Regions from separate parts of the Homo sapiens genome. Here region 2 is linked to region 1. Evidence: chromatin loops called from intact Hi-C (ENCODE). Cell type or tissue: heart left ventricle. All regions are shown on one strand.

The links. Peaks named below come from ENCODE experiments on the same cell type or tissue, not always from the same donor. Only the 100,000 strongest peaks of a DNase experiment are listed, where the experiment ranks them.
Region 2: it touches region 1 in a loop (3.0-fold over the local background); 63 of 110 quality-filtered maps call a loop at or near these places.

The regions. Positions count from the first base shown.
Region 1 is chr17:68,259,789-68,267,788 of GRCh38, forward strand. SLC16A6 (solute carrier family 16 member 6) reads right to left here. Exons shown (of 6, transcript NM_004694.5): 6 at 7,238-8,000. It also overlaps a transcript of ARSG not described here. Among named protein-coding and RNA genes, the nearest start is that of AMZ2, 16 kb to the left of the region's middle. In heart left ventricle, a CTCF peak has its summit at 3,467 (motif pointing right); a DNase peak (open chromatin) is centred at 4,324; H3K4me3 peaks cover 42 bases; H3K27ac peaks cover 492 bases.
Region 2 is chr17:68,375,694-68,383,693 of GRCh38, forward strand. All of the region lies in intron 8 of ARSG (arylsulfatase G), which reads left to right. Among named protein-coding and RNA genes, the nearest start is that of MIR635, 45 kb to the right of the region's middle. RefSeq lists an enhancer at 2,525-3,044 and a silencer at 5,541-5,741. In heart left ventricle, no CTCF peak of the experiment used is centred here; DNase peaks (open chromatin) are centred at 2,678 and 3,318; H3K4me3 peaks cover 1,307 bases; H3K27ac peaks cover 4,309 bases.

The DNA of each region.
Region 1 (8,000 bases):
CATGTGGCTTGTGTCTATTGTATTGGACAGTGCAGCTCTAGACCAGTACCCAACTCTAGTGTACCTGGAAAAATGTACCCGTGGTATTGAGTTACTAGGAGAGGAAGGCTTATTTCAGGAAAAGGTCATGTAAATCTTCTGTCAGTACAGCCGGTGTTGACATTCAAGCTGAAAGGGTGTATGTAGACACCGTTTAATGTCTACATTAAAGGCCTCTGGCTTCGGTGTTAACTTGTTTCTTTAAAAGCTTGATACTGTTCTCTGTTGCAGCTTGTTTTTTACCCTCCCGTCTTCATTTTCAAGGGCCTGGTATTGTCTTCAAATGCATTTCCATTTTTGGAAAGCAGAGTCGTAAAGCATTAATAATGTGGAGATTATTTAGTCCATTTCATGCATGAGGACACAAGCCTGCAGCAGCCGAGTAAACTTGCTTGTTGTTTAACCAATGGCAAAAATGGGATCAGATCCCAAGTCTCCCTAATGTTGAGTTATTCGTTGTTTTCACTGTGCTGCATGACCTCATTGAAGTAAAATATCACCAACCAGAACCTAACCATTTTTCCCCCGGGTTGTTTACAAGGGATTATACACGATTAAACTGTCAATTTCTTTTCTGTTCAAGTAGAGTCATCTGGGGTTGCTCAAAGTTGGAGAAATCAGTCTATATACTTCTGCCTTAGTACCAAAAAAAGAGAGGTGCAATATTTATTTATTTTTGAAATAGGGTCTTGCTCTGTTGCCCAGGCTGGAGTGCAGTGGCATGATCACGGCTCACTGGAGCCTCCACCTCCCGTGGTCAAGTGGTCCTCCCACCTCAGCCTCCCAAGTAGCTGGTATTACAGGTGTGCACCACCATGCCCCGTGTATTTTTTTTATTTTTATTTTTTAGAGATGGGGTTTTTTCCACATTGTCCAGGCTGGTCTGGATTCCTGAGCTCAAGCAATCTGCCTGCCTTGGCCTCCCAAAGTGCTGGGATTACTGATGTGAGCCACCATGGCCGGCCAAGAGTTGCAATATTTAGTAAAGCTCTTCCGACTAGTTGAGGCATTAAAAGAAAGCATTATGGAAAAAAAAAGTCTACTGGAAAATAGTTGAAACAAAATCTATTGAGGCAGTATGTTAAAACCCACAGACCTCCATACTTAACCCAGTATTGATTTCATCCCACTGTTTTCTTTAGTGTCTGCTCATGGATCAGTTTTTTCTTCTTTACAACTGACCCACCCATATAGTACACTACTGCTGGGCACTCTGAGACCCATCCATCCTCAGATGCTGAGCCGGTGGGTTCTCAGCACAGTGCTTTCAGTGTCCTATGGTTATCCAGCTGTTTCGTAGCAGCACAGACTCTCTTGAACTGTAACTGTCAATAGATAACATTTTTTTTCTCTTGTGTAACTAAAGGGAAAAAAGTCTATAACTCATTCATTCATTCATGTATTTTTTCATTCAACAATATTCATGGAGCACCGCCTACTGGGTGCCAGGCCCTGCTCAAAGCCTTGGGAATACAGCAGTGAACAAAGAACTCCTACCCTAATACACTAGTGGATGAGACAGAGAGTCAAGGAGTAAACAGATGCTTTATTTTATTTTATTTATTTTTTTGAGACAGAGTCTTGTCCTGTCACCCAGGCTAGAGTGCAGTGGTGTGATCTTGGCTCACTATATCTTCTGCCTCCTGGGCTCAAGTGGTCCTCCCGCCTCAGCTTCCCACGTAGCTGGGAGTACAGGCATGTGCCACCATGCCTGGCTAATTTTTGTAGTTTTTGTAGAGAGGGGTTTTACCATGTTGACCAGGCTAGTCTCAAACTCCCAGGCTCAAGCAATCTGCCCACCTTAGCCTCCCAAAGTGGATGCTGTTATAACCTAATAACAGCAAAGTAAATGGATAGAAACAAGTACCATTTTGAATAGGATAGACAGGAATGCCTCCCTAGGGAGGTGGCATTTGGAAGTGATCAAATTGAAGGGTCACACTGCATACACATCTCAGGGAAGGGAGTACCAAGCAAAGGAAACCACAAATGCTAAGGCCTGAAGCTTGCAACAGTAAGAACAATTCCAGAAACAGTAAGAGAGGCTGGGCGTGGTGGCTCACACCTGTAATCCCAGCACTTTGGGAGGCTGAAGCAGGTAGATCACCTAGGTCAGGAGTTCGAGACCAGCCTGGCCAACATGACGAAACCCCATCTCTACTAAAAATACAAAAAAAAAATGAGCTGGGTGTGGTGGCGGGTGCCTGTAATCTCAGCTACTCAGGAGGCTCAGGCAGGAGAATTGCTTGAACCTGGAGGCGGAGGTTGCAGTGAGGCGAGATTGTGCCATTGCACTCCAGCGTGGGTGACAAGAGCAAAACTCCATCTCAAACGAAAACAAACAAAAAAAAAAAAAAGAAAGGGCCGGGCGTAGTGGCTCACGCCTGAATTCCCAGCACTTTGGGAGGCTGAGGTCGGCGGATCACGATGTCAGGAGATCGAGACCATCCTGGCTAACACGGTGAAACTCCGTGTCTACTAAAAATACAAAAAATTAGCCAGGTGTGGTGGCGGGCGCCTGTAGTCCCAGCTACTCGGGAGGCTGAGGCAGGAGAATTGCTTGAGCCTGGGAGGCGGAGGTTGCAGTGAGCCAAGATTGCACCACTGCACTCCAACCTGGGCGACAGAGCGAGACTGCCCCCCCAACCCCCCCAGAAAAAGAGCCAGTGAGGCTAGTGTAGCAGGAGCAGAGGGAAAAGTAATAGTATCCATCAGGCAGTTCATGCAGGGCCCATTGCTAAGGATTTAGTTCAGACTTGTGCTGTAAGAGGATTACTGTGGCTGCTGTATGGAAAATTAAGGTGGGGGTGGCGTGTTCCAAGAGTGGAAGCAGGCAGGCCAGCTAGAAGACTACTGTAATAATCCAGCTAAGATGATATTGGCTTGGATCAAGGGTCCTGGTGCAGTTGGCAGAAGCAGTCAGCTCCTGGATATATTTAGAAAGGAGAGCCGATTGGATGTGTGGAGGAGTGGGTTTGAGGAGGATGATCCAGAGTTCTGCTGAGGACACTTTAAGTAGAAGATGCCTAGTTTTATATCCATGCCCTGCCATGCGGGCAGATATAAATCAGGAGCTCAGGGACAAAGTTGGGACTAAGAATGGGAGGTGCCAGTGCAGAGAGGGTGCTTAAAGTTTTGGTTGAATTCTAGGGTGTATAAGTTGTTAGGGAAGTTAGCGTGCTTGTTCTTGAGTTGCTGGAAAGGCATATAAATGACACAAATACATGGCCACAATCTGTATTTTCTCAATAATATTTGGTGAAATGTTCTGGGCATCAGGTTTCCCGTCTAATTTTCCATGTAGGAAATGGATAGTCATTGAAGTAGTTTTGATTTGGGTGAGTTGTTACATGGAAAGGGAAGTTGTAAGTTCTCTTGCCACTTTTCTTGTTCTGCACCTTTAGAGAGTCATTAACGAGAACTGAACACTAGGGGGACCCAGTTTCCTTACTTATGCAACGGCGGCTGGCCCAGCTGTACGCTACGATCGCCCTCACTTAGGACACATGCAATATAAACACAAATCTGAAAACAAGGGCAGCTTCTCTTTTATCAATGCAATGTATACTTATAGCAGTGATCATTTTTGCGTGTAACATGTCTGAATTCCTTAAATAGGTCATTTTAAGTAATGTGCATAACCATTACTATTTTTCTTTTATGAGACAGGGTCTCACTCTTTGCCAAGGCTGTGTGCAGTGATGCCATCTGGACTCACTGCAACCTCTGCCTTCTGGGCTCAAGTGCTCTTTCTACCTCAGCCTCCTGAGTAGCTGGGACCACAGGCATGAGCCACCACACCTGGCTAATTTTGGTTTCGCCATGTGGCCCAGGCTGGTCTTGAACTCCTGGGCTCAAGCAATTCACTCACCGTGGCTTCCTGAAGTGCTGGGATTACAGGGATGAGCCACAACACCTGGCCACGGTTTAAAGAATTAAAGACAATGGCTTCTAAACTCTAGTTCCCTATTGGTGAGCCCCATATTTGCAAACTTGTGAAACTAAGGATCATGATTTCTTTTTTATTTTTTCTTAATTTTTATTTTTTGAGATGGAATCTTGCTCTGTCGCCCAGGCTAGGGTGCAGTGGCGTGATCTCGACTCACTGCAACCTCCACCTCCCAGGTTCAAGTGCTTCTCCTGCCTCAGCCCCCCGAGTAGCTGGGATTACAGGCACGCACCAACATGTCCGGCTAATTTTTGTATTTTTAGTAGAGACAGGATTTCACCATGTTGGCTAGGCTGGTCTCGAACTCCTGACCTCAAGTGAGCCACCCGCCTCGGCTTCTCAAAGTGCTGGGTGGGATTACAGGTGTGCGCCACCACGCCCAGCTGAAGGATCATGATGATTTCTGATTTACAATAGTTGAATTGGAGTATGGAAATCTAAATGTAATAAATACCACCTGGTGATTTGAATCTGCGCCACAAGAATGCTGACATAGAATCCATTTTCTGTTTTATCACCAGATATTAAGCAAAGGGAAAGGCAAATAAATGCTGAAAAGCTACATTACATATTATTGGAGTATAAAATGTATAACTTTGTTAAAAGGTTTGGACACATTTTGTATTAGTTACGGATACATAGGTCTTAAAAGAGTACATGGTCTCAACTCTTTTTTTTTTGAGTTGGAGTTTCGCTCTTGTTGCCCAGGCTGGGGTACAATGGCGCAATCTTGGCTCACCACAACCTCCATCTCCTGGATTCAAGTGATTCTCCTGTCAGCCTCCCGAGTAGCTGGAATTATAGGCATGCAGCACCATGCCTGTCTAATTTTGTATTTTTAGTAGAGATGGGGTTTTTCCATGTTGGTCAGGCTGGTCTCGAACTCCCAACCTCAGGTGATCCACCCGCCTTGGCCTCCCAAAGAGCTGGGATTACAGGCGTGAGCCACTGCACCTGGCCCAACTCATTTTTATAAGTAGAATAATTTTACTTTTGGGTAGAGAAAGTCTACATAAGGTTTATACTGAAACCTCTTGAAGTCAACAAGCTTAAAGCAGAATCTTTTTAATCAGGGGAAATGAAAACATAATTAGCGGCCTGGTGTGGTGGCTCACGCCTGTAATCCCAACACTTTGGGAGGCCGAGGTGGGTGGATCACCTGAGATCAGGAGTTTGAGACCAGCCTGGCCAAGATGGCGAAACCCTGTCTCTACTAAAAATACAAAAATTAGCTGGGCGTGGTGGCACATGCCTGTAATCCCAGCTACTTTGGAGGCTGAGGAAGGAGAATCACTTGAACCCAGGAGGTGGAGGTTGCAGTGAGCGGAGATCACGCCACTGCACTCCAGCCTGGGCAACAAGGGTGAAACTCCATCTCAGAAAAAAAAAAAAAAAAGAAAAAAGAAAACGTAATTAACAAATGTGTTAGCTATAATGTCGGGCACGGTGACTCATGCCTGTAATCCCAGCACTTTGGAAGGCCATAGTGGGCAGATCACTTGAGGTCAGGAGTTCGAGACCAGCCTGGCCAACATGGCAAAATCCTGTCTCCACTAAAAATACAAAAACTAGCTGGGTGTGGTGGTGCACGCCTGTAATCCCAGCTACTTGGGAGGCTGACGCAGGAGAATTGCTTGAACTCTGGAGGTGGAGGTTGCAGTGAGCCAAGGTTGTGCCACTGCACTCCAGTCTGGGCGACAGAGCAAGACTCTGTCTCAAAACAACAACAACAATGAAAAAGTGTTAGCTGCTTGATCTTTCCTATTTTGGGGCAGTTATGATCTAAGAATTACTTTGACCACAATGAATCCTTTCCCATGGGTCAGGATGTTAGTTCTCAGAGCTTTGCTTCTGGCGGTACTGACCTGTGCCGGTGTTACAGATGTGTGGTGAAGGGGCTGGAAACTGTGGTCCACAGGCCAAATCCAGTCCACTGTTTTTTTTTTTTTTCAGCCTGAGAGCTAATAGTGTGTGTTGTTTTTTTTTTTTTAACATTTTTATGTGATTGAAAAAAAATATATTTCCTGTGTGAAAATCTTGTGAAATTCACATTTCAGTATCCGTAAATAAAATTCCATTGAAACATGGCCACGTTCATTCATTTATATATTGTCTGTGGCTGCTTTTGACCCTCAATGGCAGAGTTGACTAGACAGAGGCCTCATGGCCTGCAAAGCTTTAAATATTTACTATCTGGACCTTTACAGAAAAAGTTTGCCAACCCCTGGCATGTAGAGTCTGTGCTGTTTACTTACAGGTTGCAACAGTTCTTGGAATGACTCTGTAACTGGTTGTGGTCTTTAACTATTTGCCTTTATGACTTTTGATAGGCTTACTCTGGCTACCATGATATCATTTCATTCATGTATTTTTGATTAATAATTAAATTCCATTGATGCTTTCATTCTTATTTCAATTCTTAGATGAAAATATGCTTCTTCATTTGATTATATTGTTTAATTTTTATTTCCCTCTTCTGTTATTCATTACTTAATACTTCCCTTGAATTATTTAGTCTTTTTCTAAGGTGCTTTAAAATAGTTCGTATGAAACTCAACATAAAATAAAATCGTCCTGTTTTCAATGATCAAAGTATATATATGTATATATATGTATATATATACTTTTTTGTATAAAAAGTATATATATGTATATATATACTTTTTTTTGTATAAAAAGTATATATATGTATATATATACTTTTTTTTTGTATAAAAAGTATACAAAAAAAAAAAGACATAAAAAAGTTTAGGCTGCACATGATGGCTCACACCTGTAATCCCAGCACTTTGAGAGGCCGAAGCAGGTGGATCACCTGAGGTCAGGAGTTTGAAGCCAACCTGGCCAACATGGTGAAACCCAATCTCTAGTAAAAATACACAAAATTAGCCAGGCATGGTGGCGGGCACCTGTAATCCTAGCTACATGGGAGGGTGAGACAGGAGAATCACTTGAACCTGGGAGGCGGAGGTTGCAGTGAGCTGAGATTGTGCCATTGCACTCCAGCCTGGGCAACAAGAGCGAAACTCCATCTCAAAAAATAATAATAATAAATATAAGTAAATAAAAAGTTCAGTAGAAACTTCTTGGGAAACTTTATGTGTCTCTAGTAGAGTTAAAAGGTTTTGCAGAAGATAAACGTTAAAAAATTATTTATTTGGAGTGAATCTTTGGTGAGTTTTTATAACTTTAATTGCCTCAAACACTGAATGCTGTGAGAGTCAATAAAAAATCTTAGAAGAGAATCGGTCTCTTTAAATAAAAAATCCATAAATTTATTGCAAATCTAGAAGTACCAGAATGTCACTAATACAGAACAGATCAGCAATCTTGTTTGTATTTTCTTCCAAACATTTAAAACCTTGATTATTGACATACTGAAATTGGCATACATTTTGTTTTCATGCAGATAACAGAATAGACATGGAGCAGATCCCTCAGAAATCAGTTATAAATATTAAATTGTATTGAACATTCATAGTAAAAAATATGTCGTAAAGTGCTGAAGTCATGTAAGTCTGCAAAACTGCCACAAGCTCAAAGTTCTCAAGCAGTGACAGAGATTTGCTACATCCACCTTGTTTTAGATTATGCCTGTTTTTGACAGACACTTTGTCATTTCCTCCCCCACCCTCCCCAAAGTTTTATAGATTGTCCTATTTCTATGGCTGATAAGATGCTCTACAAAATGTAGCAGGTGGTGATGAACTATGCCACTTTCATTTCAGTGCAGAGAAATATTCAAGCTTGTGTGTACCTGTAACCAAACTAGGCTTGTTATGTTTTTCCCCCTGAGTTGTCATAAATTAACATTAACGATGAATAAAGATGGAGCAGCAAGCATTGACCATCACCTGCAGGGTGAGATTGTGGTAAAATAGGTGAGTAAAAAGTCCACCTATTATCCTGACACTTGCCCTCCTTACAGAAAACTGCTAACGTGAGCAATACTATACATGTAGTGTGACTCCAAAAAAAAAGGAAGAATAAAACAAACAAAACAAAACAATGA
Region 2 (8,000 bases), 120 kb after region 1:
GAGTAGGAGACAGCCAGGAATTGGCAGGAGAAGAGGCTCTGGGCGAGGGCAGCAGCCCGGGCAGGGGTGGGAACATCGGGGAGTAGGAGCCGCTCCCTAGAGCTGCCCCTGTGTCTGTGAGTCTGGAGTTTGTGGCGACCAAGGAGAATAGCGAGAGATGGGGCCAGCGTTCAACGATCTTTTCAGTTTGGCTTTTATTTTAAGGAAATGTGGAACCATGGGAAGATTTTAAGAGTGGGAGGGACATTATTTAATGTTAAATATGGAGGTGAAATTTACATCACATAAAATTAACATTTTAAGTTGTTCAGTTAAGTAGCACTTAGCACCTTCCCAATGTTGTGCAACGACCACATCTGTCTAGTTCCAAAACACTTTTATCACCTCAAAAGAAAACCCTATATCCTTTAATTAATTAATTAATTAATATTTTAGAGATACAGTCTTGCTCTGTCCCCCAGGCTGGAGTGCAATGGCGCGATCATAGCTCATTGCAGCCTCAAACTCCTGAGCTCAAGGGATTCCCCCCACCTCATTCTCCTGAGTACCTTGGACTACAGGAGTGTGCCACTGCGCCCCCTGCATTTTTTTTTTTTTTTCTGAGATAGGGTCTTGCTCTGTTGCCCAGGCTGGAGTGCAGTGGCATCATTACAGCTCACTGCAGCCTCAACCTCCTGGATTCAAGCAATCCTCCCACCTCAGCCTCCCAAGTAGCTGGGACCACAGGCATGCACCACCATACCCAACTAATTTTTCTTTACCTTTTAAAATTTTTTTTGTAGAGACGGGGTCTTGCTATGTTGCCCAGGCTGGTCTGAAACTCCTGGGCTCAAGCAATCTTCCCACCTTAGCCTCCCAAAATGTTGGGATTACAGGTGTGAGCCACTGCACCTGTCCTATGCCTAGCTTTTAAAATATATATATTTATTTTATTTAACCCCATATCCTTTAAACAGTTGCTCACCATTTCCCACTCCCCCTCCAGCATACTATTCAATTTTTTTTTAAAAGATCCCTCTTATATCAGGGGAGCTGAGAACAAGGAGAAGGGCAAGTACCAGCCTCATTTCCACTGATCCAAAATGACCAATGAGAGAAGCCAGTGACAAAATCTCCAGGAATATCCCCAAGTTCAAAGAACGCCAAAGTTGGAAAAGACCTCAGTCATCTTTTTTTTTTTTTTTGAGACAAAGTCTTGCTCTGTCGCCCAGGCTGGAGTGCAGAGGTGCGATCTCAGCTCACTGCAAACTCCACCTTCCAGGTTCAAGCGATTCTCCTGCTTCAGCCTCCTGAGTAGCTGGGATTACAGACGTGCACCACCACACCCGCCACCATGTCTGGTATTTTTAGTAGAGACGGGGTTTCACCATGTCGGCCAGGCTGGCCTTGAACTCCTGACCTCCAGTGATCTGCCCTCCTCAGCCTCCCAAAGTGCTGGGATTACAGGCGTGAGCCACCGTGCTTGGCCGACCTCAGCGATCTTTATTCCAACCACCTTATTGGACAAATGAGGAAACTGAGGCCAAGGAGAATGGAAGGCATCCCCGAGGCCAGCCAGCAATGGAGGGGTCCACATCCTCTGACCATCACTGGCTCATTCTCCAAGTCACGTGACTGCTCTCACGCACACCTTGTTATACTCGACTCCTCAGCCACCTGGAAAATCCTATCTTGCTCTTTGAACCTAGCAATTGTCAAGGAAAAGTCTTTAGCCCTTGCAACAGTCTGAATCTTTCTACATCGGTGGGAGGCAGAGAGGGTTTGGAGGCTCAGGCTGGGCTTGAATCTTGACTCAGCTCAGGGCTCAGCATCCTCTTCTCATTAGGTGGGGTTGTGGACCATTCTCCATGGACTGTTGGGAGAATCAGTGGGGGTACTGCCCAGGAGGCTCCCAGCCTTGCACCTGGCCTCTAATGATAACCCCCATTAGACTAAATTTCTTCATTCCTGGCTGAAACAACCTGGCGGAACCCCACCCATAGAAGCATTAGAAGGGGATTGGCAAACACCCTGAAAAAGATTCCCCCACAAAAGGATCAGGCAACTTAAATCGCATACAGATAACTTTAAAAGTGTTCAGGAACTCTTGGGAAACTTTGTTCTGAAGCTGAATTTCAGGCACCTCAAGATAACATTCTTTTTTGGGGCAAGGCCTTCCCAGTAACTCTGATGTGGGATCGGTGGGTGACAGCACTTGAATTCATGATCGGGCTGGGGCTGGATGCCATTGCCCTCTTTTCTTGGGAGTCTGAAAGTGAACTTTGCCTGAAAGGCTGCTGCCTGGGGGTAAATACTTCTTCTTCCTCAGTCTCCAAAGCGGCTTCCTGTCAACTAACTATTCCACAGCCTCCTTCTTCCTCTCTGCCTGGAATGCTGCTGGAGCTCTGGGAAGCCAGGCAGCGCCCTGCTCAGCAGGTGGCCATGTCCTGTGAGTCAAGGGGGCTGGGGTCCCTCTGGTCACCTGCTCCTCTTCACCCAGTTCCCCATCAGTGGGACATCTGCACGGCTCACTGTACAGGGGCCAGACTCAAGAGCAGATGAAAGAGAGAAGGCGGTCAATGTTTTCGCAACGGAGTAGGACAAACAGTACCCGGAGTCGTGCAACTTTCTCCCTGAAGCCAGGCTGCTGCGTCAGGCCACGTGCTGTCTTCCCCTGTTCTCAGGGCCCCCAGGCCCCCCTGCTTGTCTTCCCTTTCCTTTCCTGGCCGAGCCGCCCAGCTCAGCTGATGGGATGAGGCAGCGTCTCCTGGAGTCATCTTTTCACCCCGTGCGTGTGGACTGAGAATGCTCCACTTGGCTTGTGCCCTGCAGGGGTGAGGAGAAACGGAACTGGGGCGGGGGCAGAGCAAAGCAGCCCTGCCTTCTCCCGAAGAAGAAGGGCACGAGTCAGACACCCCTGCTGTCTCTGAGTCCACAGCCTGGTCCAGGAGGCCTGGCTCTCCCAGCAGCCGCCTTCCCTTCTCCATGCCAGATCTGTTTCCTACCCAGGACAGAACCAACACCTTGTTTTTCCCCTAACTGACTGCTCCTCTGTCTGGAAAATCTTTTCTCGTTTTATTTGAAGAGCAGAACTGTTCCTTCCTCCCCCTTGGTGATGAGGAAACATTCTGTTGAATTTGGCATCCAGGCTCCTAGGAGACCTTGGTTGTTTGTAATTTGATGCTATCAGGTTGTTGCATAACCTTTCCCGCTGGGAAGCAGTCTCTGCATCCTGGGCCTTCTGTCCAGTTTGGGGTCGGGGGTGGGGCGGGGAAAAGTCAGAGGTGCTGTGAGGTGACAGAGCAAGGGATAAGGGACTCTGGCTGTTGGCCCTGGCTGGGGACAGGGCCTGCTGATAGGGACCTAGAGGAAGTCAAACTGCGTCTCTTTCTGGGCCTTTGGCCACCAGGCTTGGTGGAATGTCCTCATCCCATACTCAGGGCCACCCCAGGCCAGCCGGAGTCCTGGGTCTGAATAGAGGCCAGGCCGCCCTGTGTTTCTAGAAAACGAGTACACTGTAGGCATCCTTGGCAAGGGGACATACTACACTTAGAAACAAAGCCTGCTTCTTTATTTTATTTTTGTAGAGACAGGGTCTCACTCTGTTGCCCTGGCTGCAGTGCAGTGGTCTGATCATGGCTCACTGCAGCCTTGACCTCCGGGGCTCAAGCAATCCTCCTGCTTCAGCCTCCCTAGTAGCTTAGTAGCTGGGACTGCAGGTGTGTGCCACCATGCCTGGAACACTACAATTTTTTTTTTTTTTTTTTTTTTTTTTTTTACAGAGATGGAGCAGAGGGGTCTTGCTTGTTGCCCAGGCTGGTTTCGAACTCCTGGCTTCAAGTGATCTTCCTTGCATCGGCCTCCCAGAGTGCTGGTGTTACAAGTGCGAGCCACTGCACTGGGCTGAAAGCCTGCTTCTTTAGAAGGTTATTAGAATGTGCACTCCTCAGAACAGGCACTCTACCCAGTCACAAATGCTAATGCCTTTGTGGGCCAGGCAGGTGATATAAAGGAACACATGTTTGTTTTTGTCAGTTATGGGCAGTGTTAGGAATTCAATATGCTGGAGAGAGGACCCTGTCGAATGACATTCAGCATTAGTTAAATGAAAAACACTAGGCATGCCCAACCAAACTGTCGGAGGTTGTGATCTCTGCTATTTTCTCCCTACAGGTAATTTGGTTGGCACTTCTCTGGCAGGCATTATGCAAAAGTACCTTGCTTGAAGCTTTATGTACACTGTCTTATATAACTGTTCCCACAGCCCTGTGAGATACGTACAACTGACCTTTGAGCGACACGGATTTGAACTGCATGGGTCCACGTAATACATGAATTTTCTTCTGCCACTGCCACCCCTGAGACAGCAAGACCAACCTCTCCTCTTCCTCCTCCTCTTCTTCCTTAGCCTACTCAACGTGAAGACAACGAGGATGAAGCCCTTTATGATGATCCACTTCCACTTAATGAATAGAAAATATATTTTGTCTTTCTTCCAATTTTCTTTTTCCTTCCTTCCTTCCTTCTACCTTCCTTCCTCCTTCCTTCCTTCCTTTCTCTCTTTCTTTCTTTCTTTACTCTTTTTTTTTTGGACAGTCTTGCTGTGTTGCCCAGGCTAGAGGGCAGTGATCTAATCAGAGCTCACTGCTGCCTCAACCTCCTGGGCTCAAGCGATCATCCCACCTCAGCCTCCCAAGTAACTTGGACTACCAGCTAGGACTCCCAAGTAGCTGGGACTACCACACTTAGCTAATTATTTATTTATTTATTTATTTAGTAGAGACACGGGTCTCACTATGTTGCCCAGTCTGGTCTCGGACTCCTGGGCACAAGCCATCCTCCTGTCTTGGCCTCCCAAAGTGGTGGGATTACAGGTTTGAGCTACTGTGCCTGGCCAGGATTTTCTTACTAACATTTTCTTTTCTCTAGCTCATTTTATTGTAAGTCTACAGTATATAATACATGTAACATACTAAATGTGTCTTAATTAAATGTTTATGTTATTGGTACGGCTTCCTGGTCAACATAAGGCTATTAGTAGTTAAGTTTTGGGAGAGTCAGAGGTTATGCCCAGATTTTCAACTGCTTGGGAGTCAGTGCCCTAACTCTTGTGTTATTCAAGGGTCAACTGTACAATCGTTTCCCTGCTTCCTGGCTGAGATGATTGAGACTGAGGGAGGTTATGAATTCTGCCCAAGACCACTTGGTTGGCAGGGGTGGCACTGGAGACCTGCCTGCCCCCAAAGGCATCATCCTAATTATTCCTTGAATACTTCTTCAACTCTAGTTTTCAAACCACTGACATCAGAATTACCTAGAATCAGAGCCCCACCCCAGACTTATTAAATTAGAATTCCTGGGAATAGGACCCAGAAATCCATGTCTTAGATGAGATCTCATCTGGTGATTCTCTTGTATGGAGAAATTTGCGAATTTCCTTGTTTGCTGCATTGCCTTTCTGACTCAGTGAAACATGGCCCTTGGGTCCCAGCCAAGAAAGACCACTGTTCCTCCGCGTGGGCAGTGGTGAGTCTTCCCCGGCCTGCCCCTGTCTTCATGCATCATAAAATGCCACTTCACTTCCGTAACCAGAGAAGCACAAATAAGCAAATTCATGAATCATGGTTTTGTTGATATTTTGGTTGCTGTGGCTAAATATTTATTGCTTTAAGAGGTTCTGCTTTAATTAGAGTCACAAGTAACCACAAGTGCGTAGAAATGCATTCTCATGGCCATAAGACACGCATTTCTCGACAGAAAGCCGAAGGCAACTAACAGTTTTAATGTGCCAGTGCCTGATCAAAGTATGGAGGCTTATCTAAATGAATAGTGTTTGAAATTGAAAAGTGATTAGAAGTTTCATTTATGGATTGTCTATTGTTCTTACTATGACTTATAAGGTCATATTTATGATGCTATGGCATAGAGGTATAAAGTCGTGGGCAACAGAAAGCCTGCAGTGACGATGACTATTAGCTACATTTAACTTTGAAACGTGCTGTGTTCTCTTCCCGATCTTGCCCCTTGCCCTCCTTCCCTGGGAATGAGTGCTCTCCCCACTAAATCCCCAGGAGGGTTTTAGAAGATATTGATGTCAGAGCTTCACTGCAGGTCGATTAAATCACAGTCTCTGGGAAAGAGACTTTGGCATGCGTATTTTTTAAAAGCTCTCCAGTGATTCTAATACATATTCAAAATGGAACCACCTCCCTAGGTTTAGTGAGTGAGGGTGCTGGCTGTGTAGTCAGACCGGCGTTCACATCTTGGCTCTATCATTTTCTTTCTTTCCTTTTTTTTTTTTTGACAGAGTCTCTGTCGTGCAGGCTGGAGTGAAGTGGCTCAATTTTGGCTCACTGCAACCTCCGCCTCCCGGGTTCAAGTGATTCTCCTGCCTCAGCCTCCTGAGTAGCTGGGATTACAGGCATGCGCCACCACGCCTGGCTAATTTTTGTATTTTTAGTAGAGATGGGGTTTCACCATGTTAGGCTGGTCTCGAACTCCTGACCTCATGATCTGCCCACCTCAGCCTCCCAAAGTGCTGGGATTACAGGCGTGAGCCACTGCACCCGGCCGGCTCTATCATTTTCTAGCTATGTGACTTGGGGGCAAATTACTTAGCCTCTCTGAGCTTTGGTTTCCCCATCTGAAAGATGGGGACAATAGTGGCTAACTTGAGAGGTTGTCATAAGGATTCAATGAGATAATGCCAGGAAGCATGTATCATGCTGAGGAGCACTTAACTTGGTACTTAGTAAGGGCTCAATAAATACGAGATGTTATTGTTGTTGTTATTACTATTATGTTTAACTTAGAATAACTATCCATTAGTGGGAGCAGGTATTACTGAAGAATATTGGGGGATCAGGAGTAGCTATCCTAGAATTTAGCCTTTGCTGGTGCAGATAAAACACAACACGCCTGTTTGATATAAGCATATGCATCTCATAATTAGAGTACACAATCCTAGGGGCCGATAGAATGCCAGTCAGATCTTTGTAAGTTTTGTCCACTCCTAGCAGTACCAGTGAGAAGCTGAGATTTATAGCAAGACAGTATCTGCGCTGTTGGTGACACATAAATATTTTACAATTGCCTGTTCACACTCTAGACCCTTTTAAGATAAATCCCTTTAGAATACAAGGTCTGTGGACCTGTGATCATTTGGGTGGCTGGCATATATAATTGTGTCTTCCTGTTAGAGCCAGAACCCAGGATGTAGCCTGCACTAACCAACTAGTCTGTACAACAAAAAGAGGGGATTGCTCCTTAAGTGGCCACACTGAGAGGCTTCTCTCAGCCAATCTTTTTCTTTCTCCTAATTCCTGAATCTTTTGCAAGGAGATTGTCTGCTTTGTTGACTACACCTGTTTTATAACTAGCTGGATTCCTCCAAACCCCTCCAGCTTTCAGTCCTTTGCTGAAATAAGACAAGCACATTGAAACGTTTTTCTCTGAAGAGCGTATTAGGAAAGTCAGTCACCTACAAGAGAGCAACACAAAAGGTTGTGGCAAACGAGAAGAATCCCTAATTCTTGAAGGGATCCCTAATTGGTGAAGACCAATTAGCAAATTTATTAATTAGACCAATCCCTAATTGGTGAAGACCAATTAGCAAATTTATTAACTAAAGGTCAGTTTACCCTTCTGGAAACATCCTGGAGGCAGAGACCAAATCCTGTGTTCAACCCTGGTGCCATTGCCCACCCCAGTGCCTTCTGGTTGACCGATAGAGCTAATGGCTTGTTTCCTGGAACCACAGCCGTGATCTTTCCTTAGCATCTGGCCTCAAAGGTTAAGCAAGACTATTTGAATAGTGTACACCATGGACATGCAGATAAACAGGCTCCCCGTTTTCACCCACCCATACCCCAAGCTTCCACAAAGATGCCCCCACGGGGGTGGAAGTATCTACAAAGCCCTGGCACATGCCTTTGAGCGGATGCTTCCTCCCTGCCCTTTGGCCCTAAGCTGACGCATAAGTCATACATTCCAAAGCCACGTGGAAATGCGTTTTATGCTTG